Linked DNA regions of Mus musculus: region 1 is linked to region 2. A link is a loop called in an ENCODE intact Hi-C map of the cell type or tissue named here. Cell type or tissue: gastrocnemius. All regions are shown on one strand. Each heading gives the region's core, and the rest is flanking DNA. Links, peaks and the distances in the headings are about the cores only. Region 1 holds the start of Dpy19l3 (dpy-19-like 3 (C. elegans)). Region 2 has its middle 2.8 kb from the start of Pdcd5.

Region 1 (5,379 bases), core at 252-5,251, 110 kb after region 2:
CAGGGGGCCCACCTTACATCTACCCTGAGCCTGGTAAAGCAGAAAGTTAACAAACATGCCAGGTGCTAATTACATTTCCCGTCTGCATGGCAACAGCCTCCCCAACTAGGAAACAAAAAGTTGCTCCGGCCAGCCGGACTCAAAGCCCTGCCAGACATTAGCAAAGAGACCCTAAGGCAATTCCTGGACTACTGACCAGGACGCGCGCCACTCCCCCGCACCTGGAGCCACTCCCCTGCGCACCTGGCGAGCCCACGCGAGGACCAGGTGCTAGCCGGCCCGGGGAACCTCGCGACACTCGCTCCCGCTCTGAGACGCTCCCTCCCACGCCCCGCCCACGTGTCCCGTAGACACTGCGCGTCCAGTCCCCTCGCGGCCCGACCCCCAGCCACAGACCTGCGGCCTCAGCAGTCCTCAGGGGCGGCTCGGGTTGGCAAAGAAGCACCCCGAGCACCCAGGCCTTAGGGACGCGCCCACTTCACGGGCTACAGCGAGGTGAAGACTAGGAGGACCCAGCTGTTCCCGGCTCTGTGCGGCGCGCTGCAAGGATGGGCCTGGGGGGCGTCTACAGCCCGGGGAAGGGGCGCGCCGGGGAGGCCGGGCCGCTACCGCTGCATTCATTGGTCCCGGCAGCTGTTCGTCAACGCAAGGCCCCGCCCCCGCCTCCCGCGCTGCCCCGCCCCGTCTCGTGCGGCGCACACCGGAAGGAAGAGGTACACTTCCGCTCAGAGGGCTGTTTTGGGGGTGTTAGGCTCCGAGGCAGGTCTTAAGCTTGGCTTGTTCCTGTGTTCGGAGTCCCTGGTGCCCCGAAGAAAGGTTACCCAGTCTCGGGGGACCTTCCCAGCTCTACCTCCTGCCTCCAATGTCCGGCTATATGCACTTTCGACGTTGTTTAGTGATAAAATCCGCAGACACTTTTGGGTCTCCAAAGACATGCCTCTCAGTCCCCACACCCCCAACCCATCCACACCCATCCTCCCGCCGCCGCCGTAGTACTGCTCTGGCCTTTGTTGTTAATTCTCCTCCTTAACATGCACCTTCAGTATTGAGTCCTAGATGTTCCTCTTATCTTTAAACTGCTTGTCAGCATCTTTTCCCTCTCTTTGAGACAGGGTCTCACTTTCTAGCTCTGGCTGGCCTGAAATTGCGTGTGGACCAATTTGGCCTCACGTCTGCCTCTGCCTCCTGAGTGCTGTGACTAAAGGAAGGTGTGCGCCAGACTGAGTTTTGGTAGTGGATGGCCCACTGAGATCAGTACCTACGAAAAGGCAGCCTGTCATCTAATTCCAACAAAAATTGTTCCATACACCCTGCCTTTCTTAGCTACCTGTCCCTGATAGATCTTTTTCTCTTTTGGTTGTCGACTGTTAATACCAAGAACACACTGCTCAGAATGCTTTATTAGATAGCCCCTCACCCCACACCTACTTAAAGTGATTTGTGGAACATGTAACTGGTGTGAGGCGCATGTCCCTGAGGGGAACAGTATTCAGCTGCTGCTTCATGTCTGTAACACGAGGCAAGAACTGTCATAAGAACGTCGGGTCGTAGTGCTTCTCATAGAAAGTGGGTGCGCACTAAGAGTAAAGTCTGAGATTTAAGGTCTTAGATGGCGCTCCTGTAGTCCTGCTGAGGAAGGAGGCTGCCGCAGGAGGATGACAAGTCCAACTCTTGCCTGGGCCATATGCAGAGACATAGAGTACTGGCTTGTCACAAGCATGCAGCAAGACGATGAGTTGTAGTGAAGCACGATAGAAAGGCAAGGGAAATTATGGAGGAAGGAGAAGGAATTTCCCCCATTCCACTGCAGATCTAGATGAACCCTCGCCAGCTGCAGGCAAGGATCCCAGCACAGAATACTTGCTGTAAAGTTTGCTAACAGAAATGATGAGTTCCTCTCATGGATCTTATGTTAAACAGGGTCTGCTTTAAGGCCCGAGTGTACTTGACCTTTGGGCCTCATTCCTTTCCCCCCCAGATTGGAGTTTCAAGGGCGATGCTTACTAACCTTTATTTACACTAAAAATATCCTACCTTAGGGCTGCAGAGATGGCTCAACAGCTAAGGGCTGCTCCTCCAAAAGACCCAGGTTTGGTTCCAGAATCCATGTGGCAGCTCACAACCATCTGTAACTCCAGTTCCAGGGCATCTGATGCTCTCTTCTGGCCTCTGTGGGCATCAGACAGGCATATGGTGCACATATATACATTCGGGTAAAACACCGATACACATACAATAAAAGTCCTATAAAGAGCCTTCCTGCTCTCCTGTGATGTTGTCAGTGGCAGTGCTGACAGGTGTCCCTCGGGAATCACTCTGATGAATGAAGAAAGCAAGAGGAGGGGCTGGAGAGATGGCTCAGAGATTGAGTACTTGGTGCACCACAGTTAGGCTCCGACACCCATGTGAGTCAGTAGCTTCAGTTCCAGATGCTCCAACACCCTCTTCTGGCTCCCTGGGACCCCTCCGCCCCCCCCCCCCCACACACACACACAGACACAGACACACAAATAAAACTGGATCTTAAAGATGTAATTAGAATCATACTTAAAGTCACAGGACCCAGGTTCAGTTCCTAGCACCTACATGGTGGCTCACAACCATCTGTAACTCCCATTTCAGGAGATCTAATGCCATCTTCTGATCCCCAAGGGCGTCAAGCATGCACGGGGTATACAGACTTGCAGGCAAAACATTCATAAAAAAATATAAATAAGGGGGTGGTTGGAGAGATGTCTCAGCCGCGAAGAGCACTGGCTTCCCCTTCAGAGAACCTCCATTGGATTGCCAGTACCCACATTCTCAGTGAATCCTGTCCTCTGGGATCTGATGCCCTCTTCTGGCCTCAGTGGGCAATGCATCCATACAGTGCAGACGCAAAACATAGACATAAAAGACATTGTTAAACGTTTTTAAATAGAAGTAAGTCTTTTAAAAAGTATTAACTTGGGTGATAGCCATGGAGATGAAGAAAACGCAGCAGATCTGGGATATTTAGGTGCTCCGTGCAGCTGGAGTAGTGTGGGTGTCTGTACGGATTATGTAAGAAGAGGGAGGAAGCTCTGCGGGCTCCTAGGTTTCTGACTTGAGCAGTCAGGACCGTGGGACGCATCAAAAGAGAAAAATAAAAGCAGGCTTGAAGTGTTTAACAACTTATAGGGGAGTTGGGTTTTTTGTTTGTTTGTTTTGTTTTGTTAACATAGGCAGAGCTGGTTCTGCTCAGGAAAGCTGACCTAGAACTGCCTGATCAGCCACCGCAGGGCTGGCAGCTGGCTCTAGGCTAGTTGCTGCTCACAGGGCTCTCCCCACAGGCTGTTGGAGTAGCCTCAAGACATAACCTCTGAAACCTGGGGGTTTCCTAGGCGTCTGTGGTAGAGGGAGGGCAATGTAAAGGTGGGCTGATCACTTCATGGTGGAGACAGCAGGGGGCAGCCTTTCTCCCTTCTCACTTTCACAGGATTTGGGCTGGGGCTGGAAGCCCCAGTTCTGTATGACTGAATTGTGAGGCTAGGACACAGGGCAGTCCAGTGTCAGCCTTGGCTTCTGTTGGATTGCTCACTTAGGGGAGGATTTCAGGGTTATGTCTTGAGGCTACCCCAGCGGCCTGTGGAGCAGCCTCCAGTCAGCCACTTGCCAGTGAGCTACCCTGTTAGTAGATCGGGGAGCTCCTGGACAGCTTCGGCTGATAGCAGGATCCATCCTGGGCAGAACCACCTCTGCTTATCACTCTTATACATCGAAACTCTGAGACAGTAGATGGTTATTGTTGTGAGGGGACAGGTTTGGGAAGGGGGCTTTTATTATATATACAGTGATAGGTAATCAATGCAATACTGATCATCAATATGGACATGGCATGATGTATATTTCCTTTTATATATTCCCATTTAACTGGATATTAGGGTATATATTTATAGATATATAAGTAATTTTTATATAATATATAAAATTTAATGTATGATATATAATATAATATAATTATAGTATGTGATAATATATTATATATAGTTTATATATTATAATATACTACATTGTATTTATAATATATACTATGTATGTCATAATACAGACTATAAATAATATATAATATTGAAATATTTATATGAATGTTTTATCCACGTGTATGTCTGTGCACCTACTGATGCCCAGGAGACCAGGACAGGGTAAAGGACCCTCTGAAACTGGAGTTACAGATGGTTGTGAGTCACCATGTGGGTGCTAGGAATCAAACCCATGTCCTCTGCAGGAGCAGCAAGTGCCCTTAACCACTGAGCTCTTCTCCAGCCCCTGTCTTTTTGTTGCTTATTTTTGAGGCAGGTTCTCACTCTGTAGCCTGGGCTGGACTGAAATTGCCTATGTAGACCAGGTTAGCCTCCAAGAGCTAAGCTGCCTGCTTTTGACTTCTCATGCTTAGACTGATGGCATGTACAATAGTATGCCCAGTTTCTGGTTCTATGCAGTTTTAAGCAAATCTGTAGGAACATTCTTAGACATATACAATTCTTTAGGAAATGTGTCTAGAAATAGAGCTGAAAGAACTCATGTTCTCGTTTGTGATAAAAGTTGGCAAACGACATCGCAAAAGGATGAACAATTCCATTACTTTAATTTTTATTACCAGTTTGTATTACAGCTAGGATTTCTCTGTACCTTTGCCAACAGTGAACATATTTAATTAATCTTTGCCAATCTTAGAGGGAAGATAATATATCATTACCTTAGGTTTTTTTTTTTCAGGGGTGGGGGGATGGCCTGCTGGGGCTAGGACACAAGACTTTGCACATGCTGAGCAAATGCTTTACCATTCGTTATAGCCTCACTCCTTGGCTCTTTGTTTTTGCAGCAGGGCCGTGAACATGGTGTATAGCCCAGGCTAGCCTTAAACTCATCTTGTAGCCCAGGCTGACTGTGAAATCAAGATGATTCTCCCTCGTCCTTCTAAGCACTGGATTAGTGCACTGCACCACCATGCCTGCTGTATGTGTTCGTTAGGTAAAGGCAATGATAGCGGGGGTTTTTATTTGTCTCTACTCTGGTTGTTCTTTTTATACGCTTTGTCCTGCACAGGTATTTAATGTCTTGTGAAGCGACCCTCTGTTCGCTGTGAGTGTATACTTACTATTTGTCATGGCCACCACAGGCAGCTGCTTCTCATTACTGTGTGATCGGTTGGCTGTCTTCTGCTCTGTGCGATCTCCCAGGTTTATAGGATCAAGTCTGTCGTCCCCAGAGCTCACAGTGTTTCTGAGCTCTTTCATTGTGAGATCAGATTTCTTGAGTACTTTATTCTAGTATCTTGAACTGCAGATATTTTATATAGGTTTTTCAAGACAGGGTTTCTCCATGTAGCCCAGGCAAGCCTAGAACTTGCTCTTTAGA
Region 2 (5,379 bases), core at 329-5,328:
CCGGGCCTCGGCCAGGGTGCCTTGCAGAGGACCGATCCTGCGATGGGAAAAGGGGCAGAACCTCTAAGAGGGCGCTTGTGGGTTCCCAGGCTCTGAACTGCGCGTTAACACGCCCCACCCTAATGATTCCTAGGACTGGCAATGGCGCAGTTCTGCAAGGTGTAAACTCCTTAGTCGACGCCCTGTCTGCTTTACCCCAACCCCCAAGGGCCTTTGCTGAGAAGATGCTGTGTGTGTGAGTGTGTGTGTGAACTATGGCAATACACACACACACACACACACACACACACACACCCTGATTTTGGAGTGAGGGTCCCAGTAAGGGATGGAGTGGGTGGAAAAAAAAACTGCTCAATTCTCCAATCCTGTGACTTGCTTATGGTATATGTATTTTAATTTTTCCAAATACATCTAACCATTTTCATTATATATATATATGGAGGTAAGGGATGAGTGAGCCTGAGGAGACAAACATTGGACCCCTGGAGTTGGAGTTCCAAGCAACTGTGAGTCACCTGATATTGGGTTGAGAATCGAATTCTGGTGCTCTGGAAGACTAATACACACTTTTAACCACTGAGCCATCCCTCTAGCCCATATACCTACATCCACCCTGTTGAGCAATGGCTACTCTCTATAAATTTTTCATCATTACAAACTGGCACCCACTCACTAAATAGAAATTATTTATTATCCCTGGTTCCCATTACAAAACAATGTTCTGTCTGTATAAAATTGCCTATTCAAGCACTATTTATTTATGGCTGGCATATTTGACCAATCATATACCACCTTCAAGTTTTTTATCCATGTTGTACCATGAGACAGAACTTCATTCTTGATTGGATTTGGTGGGTGTGTGCCTTTAAAGTCGGCCAATCCAGGGGCGTCTGAGGCAGGAGGATCTGGAATTGAAGACCAGCTTGCCATTACATAGTGAGACTTTGGCTCCAACCAAACAAGCTCTCCCCTCCCCCATTTCATTATTTCCTGGCTGAACATATTTACTGTACAAAGCACATTAGATGTATTCATCAGTTTAACCTTGTTCACTTTTTGCTTAGTGTGAGTAAAGCCACTATCAATGCATGTGTTCAAATGCCTGCCTGCAATCCTGCCTTCAGTTATTTTAAATATGTATCTATGGATGGAATTGCTGTGTTAGGGACTGTGGTGGTTTGAAAGAAAATGGCCCCCAGAGGCTCTTAGGGAGTGGCACAGTTAGGAGGTGTGCCTTGTCGTAGGTGTGTCTCGGTTGGAAGGAAGTGTTTTTCTGGGACTCTGAGGTTTCAAGTGTGCTCACGCCATAGTGTTACTTTCCCTGCTGCTCGCCTATTGATGCAGAACTCTCAGCGACCTCTCCTGTACCATGCCTGTCTGCACTACACCATGCTCCCTGCCACGATGATGATGGACTAAACTTCAGAACCTATAAGCCAGCCCCAATCAAATGCCTTCCTTTATAAGAGATGCCGTGATCATGGGGTCTCTTCACAGCAATAGAAATCCTAAACCAGACAGTTGCTTTTCTACTACTGTGATACAATACCATGACCAAGGCCATTAATAAAAGAAAGCTTTTAATTTGGAGCTCACAGTTCCAGAGAATTAGAGTCCGTGACCATCATGGTGGGGAGTATGGTAATGAGCAGGCAGGCATGACAGTGCAACAGCAGCTAAGATCTCACGTCTTGAGACAACTACTATTTTGAAAATTCAGAGCCCTAGTGACACACCTCCTCCAAGGCCACACCCCTCCAAGGCCACACCCCTCCAAGGCCACACCTCCTGTAAGGCCACACCTCTTCCAAGGCCACACCTCCTCCAACAAAGCTACAGCTCCTAATCTTTCTCAAATGCCTGTGTCAACCTCTCCATAGTTCTAATAGCATCTGAAACTCAACATACCCGTAGTTAACCCTTGACTTCTTCATCAGCTGTCCCTTCTACTTCTCCTTACTTTGGTAAATGTCACCGTTTATTAACTAGGTCAGAACACAAGCACCTGGACCTGAGGAAATGGTTTAGGTAGTAAAAGTGCCTGTCACCTAAGTGTGGTGACCTGCATTAATATCTCCTCCCCTCAAAAGCCTATCTGAATACAGCCTAGCATCCCAACCCTGGGGAGGCAGACCCAGACAGTCTGTTCAAAGTGCCGCTCTTCAGGTTCATTTCAAGACCCTGTCTCAAAAAATACAGTGAAGAATGACTGAGGAAGACATCCAATTGTTAACCTCTGATCTCCATGTGCACACATATCCAAACACACAAGTACAGTCTTGTGTGGCAGATGCTCCCTAGGAAGACACAATACACATGTCTATCAGCCCAGAAAGGGAACCATAAAGACAGACCAATATAAGAGTCCAACCAAAATCTAAATTTGTGAACCATAGGGTTTTTACTGAGGTTCTCAACAGGAGTGGGTGTGAGGGTTACTCCTAAGAGTAAGAATGACTCAAAGAGCAGACTTTTTGAAAAGTCCATCCCACCATGGGCAGTTGTGGCTCATGAAAGTCGCAGCCCTGGGGCTCCCTCCTGTCAGCTGTTTACTGGAGAACAGCCCTCCAGAATCCCCCAAATTTTCATTCTCCCAGACATGATGCATTTGTTTACTTCTGTAGTGGTTGGAATGAGAAATGTGCACCATTGATGGGTGTGTTTGAACACGTGGTCCCTAACTGGTAGTGCAGTTTGGGGAGGTTATGGAACCTTTAGGGGGTTCATCCTCGCTGGAGGAAGTGCATCAGCAGCAGGGGTGGGCTTTTAAAAGCCTTATCTGCTTCCTGACTGGACTCTGTTCCACATTCCTGGCTGAAGATGCGGTCGTTGTGTTTCTTCCTCCAGCCACCTCCTGACATGCCATTTTGGACTCTTCCCCTGGAACCATAAGCCCCGATAAACTCTTCCTTTTATAAGTTGCTTTGGGGCATGGTATTTTATCACCGACAAAAAGTAGCGGAGGCATGCCCTGACTCTCCTGAGCCTTCCCTTCCAGAGGGAGTGTTTCAGTTCAGAGGCCATTGACATACAGAGCACATAGGCTTGTACATACGCAAACAGGAAAGAAGAGGAGAAGGAAGGAAGGAAGAGATGGAAGGATGCATTTGGTAGAAGCACAGGTGATACACAGCTATTTCATGGCCTCCTTGTGTTGGCCACTGATGTCACTGCTTGCTGCTTATGTGACAGCAGTGGGCCAGTAATCCCAGCACCCACAGGGGCAATGCTTACAGCACTCACTGGTCCCTCTGTCATGCTTATCTCCCAGCCTTTTCCCTGGGCAAGCCATCTTCTCTGCTTAATTGTCCTCAAGTCCCCTGCAGCAGAGCCCTGGCCATCTCCTGTCAGCAGCAGAGGGAGCCATACTCTACCGAAAGAGACTGAGTTCTTCATTACGCTACAAAGCCGAGAAGACCCGTAACTGTTGCTTTGTGCCACACAGTATGTCCTCACAGACAAAGCTTTAATCTCCCTCATCCGTCTTTGTAGCTGGATTCTGGGTCCAGAGGCATGGATTCACTCTGAGAAAGCCTCAGCCAGCTTGGTGGGTGATTTGGGGCTTCAGCGCTATCCTTGCTGCATGCTGTGTTGTGGATTCTCACCTCCCATCCTCAGGGTTCACGCCTTCATGGTTGCTTGCCAGCAGTGCCTTAGCTATGGTGTTTCCGCTGATCAGTTATGTCATGGCTGGCAGCATGAAAGTCTCCAACAAAGGCAGAATGCAAGAGGCGGGCCAGCTGGGCAGTCTCCGACCCCAGCAGCTGTAGATGGACGCTAGATTGCTTGGTTGGGACTTCTTGTAGCTAGGAAGCTTCCTGGCAGGGCAGTGTGTTAAGCTCTTCCCTGACCTCTTTACTTCTGGTGTTTTTGCTGTATAAGCTTTCAAACAGAGCAATGGACTCCCGTCCCACATCAAACTCAGTGTGTGAGCAGTTGATTAGTGATGACAGAGCCTGAGATCCCAATTGACAAACGTTTCTTCAACAACACGGCCATCGTTTGGGGACATGGCAAGTTTGCTTGTAGGCCACTACAGTAAAGCCAACCACATGCTCTCCACCCAACATGTATAAAAGTGGTGCTTACAGGACTAGAGAGATGGTTTACTGGTTAGCAGCACTCCCTGCTCTTGTAGCAGACCGAACGGAGGTTTGGTTCTCAGGATCTCAGGAGTCTCACAACCTTCTAAAACTCCAGTTCTGGGGCATCCAATACCACCCTCTGTCCTCTGGGGGGCGCCCACATGCACATGTACACACTCAAGTACATATATGCAAAATAATGTAAAGACATGCAAAACAGTGTAAAAATAATATTTTACATTTATGGGTAGTGCTCTGGTTAGGTTTTGTTTGTTTGTTTTACAAGGTTGCTACAAGCCATTGTCCCCTGGAAAGCAGGTCTCTCGATTGAGAAAATGCTTTCATCAGATTGTCCTGTAGGCATGTCTATGGGACACTTTCTTGATTGATGATTGATGAGACAGCCCAGCTGACTGTGTGTGGCATCGCCTCTCGGCAGGTGGTCCTGAGCTGTATAAGGAAGCAGGCTGAGCAAGCCGCTGGGAGCAAACCAATCAGTAGCGTCCCTTTGTCATCTGCCCTTCAGTTCCTGTCTCTAGGTTCCTGCCTTGAGTTCCTGCCCTGACTTCTCTCAGTGATTAACTGTACAGTAGAAGCTAAATAAGCCCGTTCCTTTGGAATTACTTTTGGCCACGGTGTTTAGCACAGCCACAGAAAATTAGTGTTTACTCTATTATGTGGTTTAGACCACATTATATGACCAGGCTGGGCAACCCAGAAAGACATAGATATGTAAACATATAAATAGACAGGTGTGGCAATGCCTGCCTGTAATCCTAGCACTTACATGTCCAGGGCAAGAGGATCAGGAGTTTGAGGTCTGGACTGCATATCAAGATCCTGTCTCAATTTAAAATCTAAAATAATGAATGCATGTGGAGAAGGAATTTAGAATCCTAGCTAGCCCCTATACAAGACATAGAAGCCAGATATTTTTATTTATAAGCCATACGCCTCACTTGGGCCAGTTTGGAGCTCTACTTATTCTCCAGCTGTAACATGCTTGTCACATGTTGTTTCTCCTGGCCACGTGCTCATGGTCTATCTCCTCTCATGGTGGCCGCCCTCTGTGGCTGCCGTCTGTCTTCTTTCTTCTTCTCCTCCCTCTACCTGCAACTTCCCCCTATCCCCGCCGCCCCACTTGATCCTCAAGTCTCACCTCTCTCCCTCCACTGCCCAATCACAGGCTCTAGCCTTTTATTGACCAGTTAAATTGGGGAGCAAGGTTCACATAGCATCACTTGATGTCGGTGAGGATCTGCTTGCTGGGGGCAACCAGGTACTTGTTGAGAAG

What was found. Hi-C counts contacts between places; a loop is a spot of excess contacts. Peaks named below come from ENCODE experiments on the same cell type or tissue, not always from the same donor. Only the 100,000 strongest peaks of a DNase experiment are listed, where the experiment ranks them.
Region 1: it touches region 2 in a loop (3.0-fold over the local background); 6 of 42 quality-filtered maps call a loop at or near these places.

Annotation. Positions count from the first base shown.
Region 1 is chr7:35,753,859-35,759,237 of GRCm38, forward strand. Dpy19l3 (dpy-19-like 3 (C. elegans)) reads right to left here and starts at 596. Exons shown (of 19, transcript NM_178704.3): 1 at 397-596. In gastrocnemius, for the core only: CTCF peaks have their summits at 2,859 (motif pointing left) and 3,416 (motif pointing right); DNase peaks (open chromatin) are centred at 648 and 3,437; H3K4me3 peaks cover 1,217 bases; H3K27ac peaks cover 1,041 bases.
Region 2 is chr7:35,647,548-35,652,926 of GRCm38, forward strand. No RefSeq gene overlaps it. Among named protein-coding and RNA genes, the nearest start is that of Pdcd5, 2.8 kb to the left of the region's middle. In gastrocnemius, for the core only: CTCF peaks have their summits at 3,355 (motif pointing right) and 4,238 (motif pointing right); DNase peaks (open chromatin) are centred at 1,763, 3,374 and 3,588; H3K4me3 peaks cover 572 bases; H3K27ac peaks cover 754 bases.